2 separate regions of the Homo sapiens genome follow, and region 1 is linked to region 2. A link is a loop called in an ENCODE intact Hi-C map of the cell type or tissue named here. Cell type or tissue: MCF 10A. All regions are shown on one strand. Links, peaks and the distances in the headings refer to the core of each region. The heading gives the core; the rest is flanking DNA.

Evidence for each region. Peaks named below come from ENCODE experiments on the same cell type or tissue, not always from the same donor. Only the 100,000 strongest peaks of a DNase experiment are listed, where the experiment ranks them.
Region 1: a loop joins it to region 2, with 3 times the contacts of the local background. A loop is called at or near these places in 6 of 110 quality-filtered maps.

What each region holds. Positions count from the first base shown.
Region 1 is chr4:156,948,038-156,950,962 of GRCh38, forward strand. The region is part of intron 1 of PDGFC (platelet derived growth factor C); the gene reads right to left. Among named protein-coding and RNA genes, the nearest start is that of PDGFC, 22 kb to the right of the region's middle. In MCF 10A, for the core only: no CTCF peak of the experiment used is centred there; DNase peaks (open chromatin) are centred at 284, 934 and 1,594.
Region 2 is chr4:156,887,450-156,890,374 of GRCh38, forward strand. All of the region lies in intron 1 of PDGFC (platelet derived growth factor C), which reads right to left. Among named protein-coding and RNA genes, the nearest start is that of PDGFC, 83 kb to the right of the region's middle. In MCF 10A, for the core only: no CTCF peak of the experiment used is centred there; DNase peaks (open chromatin) are centred at 1,512 and 2,342.

The DNA.
Region 1 (2,925 bases), core at 240-2,739, 61 kb after region 2:
GCTGCAAAGCAGGGATTTTCTTTCCATGTTTTTTATCTCACACACTTGTCTATAAATGAAGTCCATGGTGTGCAACCTAATGGCATTTTCCAGATGTTTCCAACAAGTGTACTAAAAAAAAAAAAAACCTCCCAGAATATTGTCTTGATCTTCAAGGCTCAAGAGGGGATGTACAGCTAAAAAAAAAAAAAAAAGGAAAAGACGAAAACCCCATATGGTGCCAAATGTTGGCAGCTATCTTCTTTCTTCCCAGACAAAACTCTTAGGTCTTGTGAAAACAACATTTCTTATAAACTGCCAAAAACAACATAGATAATTGTTGTGATGGCTCTCCTGCACCGACTGCTGCGGCCGCTTTGACTATATCCACATCGAGCTCTGGGATAAAATTAAGAGCCAATTTTAAATCTTAAGCCTGAAGGGCCACCTTTAAGAATGCCACCTCCTAGGCTTCTAAAAAAAGTCTTGGCATATTAAGGTGCTTTCCGTTACAATAGGAGAAAATGCTATTTGTATTTGCCTTCCCTGAACCCTCTGTTTAAATTAGGTTTAAGGAATTAGCACAGCATTGTTTCTAATATAGTAGTAATATAAGCTTACTATAGGAAATTTGGAAAATACTATGTATTTTAGAAAGGAAAGTACCAACACCCCCACCGCTGCCCTACAGCCTTTATAGATGAAATACTTACAACATTTTAGTGTATTTCATTCTAGTTCCTCTACATACATAGAAATATTTATGGGGGCATACATAAAAATATTTAAAATCTTATTCTCACCCTGCTTTTTCACTTAACATTAGAGTGTGAGCATTTCTCTGTGGAGGCAGCATTTTGATCATTGCCCCGTATCCCCTGAGTAATGACAGCTCTGTGTAATTCACAGCATTTCTCATGGGAGGTTTATTGCTCTACTGGCTAGCCAAGGGACCAGTGTGAAATTCACCGAGGTCCTGTGCTGCTGAAATATGAGAAAGGTGAGAAAGGATTATAGCGCAGGAGAGTGGAAGCCCAAATGTCCATCTCTGAAAACATCCAGTTCCTTGGTGATTTCTTCAAGAAAAGAGAGACTATCTCTTTTGTTAAGAACCAAAAAGAGATAAATTTACTCACCAACGGTCTCCTACTATTAAGAATTCTTTGAAAGATTCATGATTATTCTTTTAAATACTCAAAGCATTTAAATATGTGTATAATATAGAAATGAGCCATTTATTCTGAATAACAGAGAGAAGTTGAAAAGTATTTATTACCTTCTGCCTAAGGGGGTGATCTCCTTGATTAACGTGCAAAGTAATGGGGAAAAAGTCTAATGTGTACTTTTTTTTTTATTTCTTTCAGAGCATTAACCCCATTCTAGTTGGTCATTAAAAAGTAGTATGTGTGTGTGTCTCTCTCTCTTTCTCTCTCGCTCTTTCTCTCTCTCTCTCTTGCTCACACACTGTCTGTGCTGCAATATTTCTTTATAACAAACTGGCCTCAGGAAATTATTAATGAAGGGTTAAGAGGTTACACAGCAGCTAAGCCCAGAAGAATGTCTGTGCAAAGAGAGAACTACCTATTCAGAAGGGAGGAGAATTGTTTGGGGAGGACTGGTAGTTTGAAAAGGAATTTCTTCCTAGCCAAGAAATTTTCTACACTGTGCAAAGCCAAAATAAAATGAGTCATAGCACTTCACATTTCCTAAGTGTGTATTACTAGAATGACTTTTGACTTTCTATGGAAATCAAAGACTGCACAAATGAGAAAACAGAACTGTTTCCCCTTCCCCTACGTCCCCTTGAGGACATACCTGAGATGATATAGGGTCAGTCCTGGCAGAAGCTGTTAAGAATTGGGTCACATATATTTGTAACTTACAGCTTTACCTTCAGGAAAACAAGCAGTAAGCATAACAGGAAATAAAAATAGCTTCACTCAAAGGTACATAAGCAACAGCATGTCCAACAACCACCAGCACTACCTATGACATTTTTCCTAGGCTATATATGCTATCAGAAACAGTCATATGTTTTAATCAATGATTATGAAGGGGTCTCGAGTATGACACCCTAAAATATGCCTTTCTGGCATAAGGATTATTTTGAGCTGAAGACAAGTAAGAATAAACAGATTTGGGAAAAGTTCTCCGTTCTCCAGTTATCTGCCGAAAAGTAGTACATAAATTTTCCTTTTTGAAGATGACATAAATGCCCCCTTTCCCTCCATTCCAGGATGAGGAAAGTGACCCTTAGCACAGACAAACAGCTGGCGCTGGAATGAGACTGTATATGCAGACTTAACTAAAATAACCTTACTAAAATAACATTATCTGTTATGATTAGATAATAATATTAGTTTCCCCATGTTTTTTGGTCACTTTCCCAAACTTCATTGGCGCTAGAAGCTCAAATCCCCTTTCCATTGTCTAGTCACTCCTCCACAATTTATCACCATTCATTAAAACGGTATAGAAAATCCCAAGTCTAACTGCTTTTTAAGATTTTCACATCCTTACTTTGAAGCCCTTATGCACACAAAATTTAAAATATTAATAAAATTAATATGCCTTTTCTCCTGTTACTCTGTCTTTTGTCAGTTTAATTTGTAGTTTAACTTCTAAACCTAAGAGGTAGAAGAAAAGTTCTTTTTTTTTCCTCTCCACTATAGTTCAATAAGCAATTTGAAAGCAGTGTTAAATCAGAAAAAAAATCTATTTATACCCACAAATACACAGAACTTCCAAATGTTTATAATTGTTGAATTGCTAAATGACTACAAATTTATGAAATAAATAAGAAAAAAATTCTAGAAATTGGCAAAAAGAGCAAAAGTAAAATGACAATTGATATAACAGACAAAATCAGCAGTTCACATTTTTCTTCATGTAAAAATTCACTTATTGAATCTTTCAATTTCAGAGTAACTACCAAGCCCTGATCTA
Region 2 (2,925 bases), core at 206-2,705:
TCTACCTGAGGTCATATATTTTAACTTTTTCTTAGTAATTGTTTAAGTGACAATGTCACAAAAGTAATCGTATCATTCCAAAAAAGAAATCAATCATTAGCAAAGAAAATGTAGGAGTCCAGGTTGATTGATACCAGGAGAAGAATAATGTATACATTTTTATTCAATATTAAACTAGTAGGAAAAAATAGAAAATTGAAACTTATTCCGTGAATAGTTCAAAAAGCTTTCTAATAGATATCTCCCTTACAAATAATCCACTTTTAAAAAATATTTTATTGTCTTCTGGGTGTAGTGCCACAGGCCTATAACCCCTCACTTTGGGAGGCTGAGGTGGGCCGAACACTTGAGCTCAAGAGTGCAACATGGCGAAAATCTGTCTCTGTGAAAATCTGCAAAAAATACTAGCCAGGAGTGGTGGCATGTGCCTGCAGTCCCAGGTACTTGGGAGGCTGAGGTGGGAGAATCGCTTGAGCCCAGGAGGTTGAGGCTGCAGTGAGCTGAGATCCTGCCACTGCACTCCAGCCTGGGCAACAGAGTGAAACCCCGTCTTAAAAAAAAAAAAAAAAAAGATTGATAAATATAATTCAAACATGGTTATAATGGGCTGTGTACTACAGTTCAAACAGGTCTAAAACATTACAATAAATTTAAATTTATGACAATTACGGAGGTACCCATGGAGAGGTGTCTTGTCAACCGTAGTACTTGTTTTTACAACTGGAGAGTTAAGTAATAAAGATGCAGCCTTGCCCTATTGCTCCAGTTATAAGTTCATGTTTTCTTTATGCACTTATCAGAAACATCATACTCACCCTGGTATTTAGAGAACAATATAAATAAAAACAAAACTTCATATTATGGTGTCATTTAGAGTTACAATTAGCCAACTGGCCACTATACAATGTTCAATAATCAACTTTGTGCACATATTTATACCATCTGAGCAATTACAATTTAATTTAGTTTGATGAAACCATAAGGAAACAAGACCTTTTCTGATTATAAATTCAGACATAAAATTAAATTGGAGATCAAAATATTCTGTAAAGAACATCCCCATCACAGGATGTTTCTTTCTTACTCTATTATCAAGAAATCTTTCTTGAGAAATCTCTCAGTTTAAAAAAGTCAACTAACTGTGTTACTGGTTTCTTTTACCTGTTGCTTTGATTTCCTCTCAAAACACTCAACCTTGCTTAATCTTTGTGTTTTTCTAAAATTCACATCACTTTTTTCTTAGTCTTTCATTTTTTCTCCAATGTCCCTGCCCCTACCCAAACAATCTTGTATATTTACTACTGGTAATTTTTGCATTTTTTACCAATTGGTGTGCAAACCTTCAGTAATTCTCTACACTAAACATTCATAATATGGTGGAGCAGGAAAGGGCACACACAACTCTCACATAATTAGAGAGATTGCTCACCCAAGAAAAACATGCCTATTATTTCAAGTTTCTCAAGATCTGTTAAGAGCTTTGAGTTACTCACTCTTTTGAGGTATTCTAATGTTGTGTAATGATTCATGGTTTGTAACAATTTCTTTGTGAATTGCCCTCAGAATTCTGAGACAACAAACACGTCGTGTGTCTACTACCACGTGCTGAAGAATTCAGACACCATTATTCTGGATGATTACAAATCTCTCATTTTTCACTCAAAGCTATTATCTTCAAAAACCTAGTTTTCTTGCCCAGACAGAGGCCTACCTTCTTCTCAGCCATGATTTCTTAACACTATGCACATTATTATTTTTTTCTCATGTTTTCTTCTACTCAAATACCCAGTGGTGATTACAAAATCTCACATACAGGTCTGATATTTTCCCTGAACATTATACCTTTCTATTAATACCAACTTAATTCATATCACATTTTATACTTTCTAGGATACATACAAAAATAAGATGTCACGTAATCTTCATATTAATAATTTCCCAAGGTTAATGAAAAAGAACAGAAATTATTGCCATGACACATGCAGGAAAACTTTGAATTAGTACAGTTAAAATATTTGGCCAAGAATTAAAACTGGGATTCCAATTTGGGTCACCTTCAAGGTTAGTGCTCTTAATTGCCATACTGCGTTTCTTAACATTCTTCATGTCTATGATGACAATACTGTAAGTAGGAGTTCACATACAAAACTTGAACCTTTTTGTCATGGGTATTAAGCTCTTAGATCAACAGAACTCCACTCCACACAATTCTACAAAGTGTAATGGAACAGTTTAATACAGCAAACTCCAAAACTAAAAGGAGATCTGAAGCTAACAGGCATTGTTTTGGTTTTGGTTTTTTTTCTAATCTTGTCGGTTGCCCAATCTCCAACAGCAGCCAACTGGTTTCCTCCATGAATGGAATCTAGTGCATGTTACGTCTAAATGGTAACCCTGCAAGTCTTATTTGTAAAAGTTTAGTCATAGCTAAAGCTGCATGCATAGTGAATAAAAAAATGTTGAATGGTCCAAGTGTTGGTTTATTGGGGGGAAAGCTATGTGGTAACTTATTTGATTGACTCATTGACGATTATTTTTTAACTCTTTTACTTATTTATAAGTAAGCAGCTCCTCTGAGTTAATACATGCTATCATCCAGGTTAATATGTATTAAATATCTACACCTTGTTAGTTCATGAGGTTACAGAAAGGGAGGGCACTGGTCTGGAACCTACATGTGTCAAGTGAGGTGACTGTATCATATGGGAAGGGGGTATAAACTTGAAGCAGTAATCCATGGAGTGGCATAGAAAAGCAGCCAGGGATGTAATCAGAAAGGAAGAGATGCCTGAGCATTCATCCAGAAAGTGGCAAGCAGAATGGCAGGGATTTGTCCACTGCAAAAAAACAGCATGTTCCTTCTTTAGCTTTGAGGTCTTGTGAGTCTGAAAATGAGGATCCGCCCCCTGCACCCATCATTCCAGC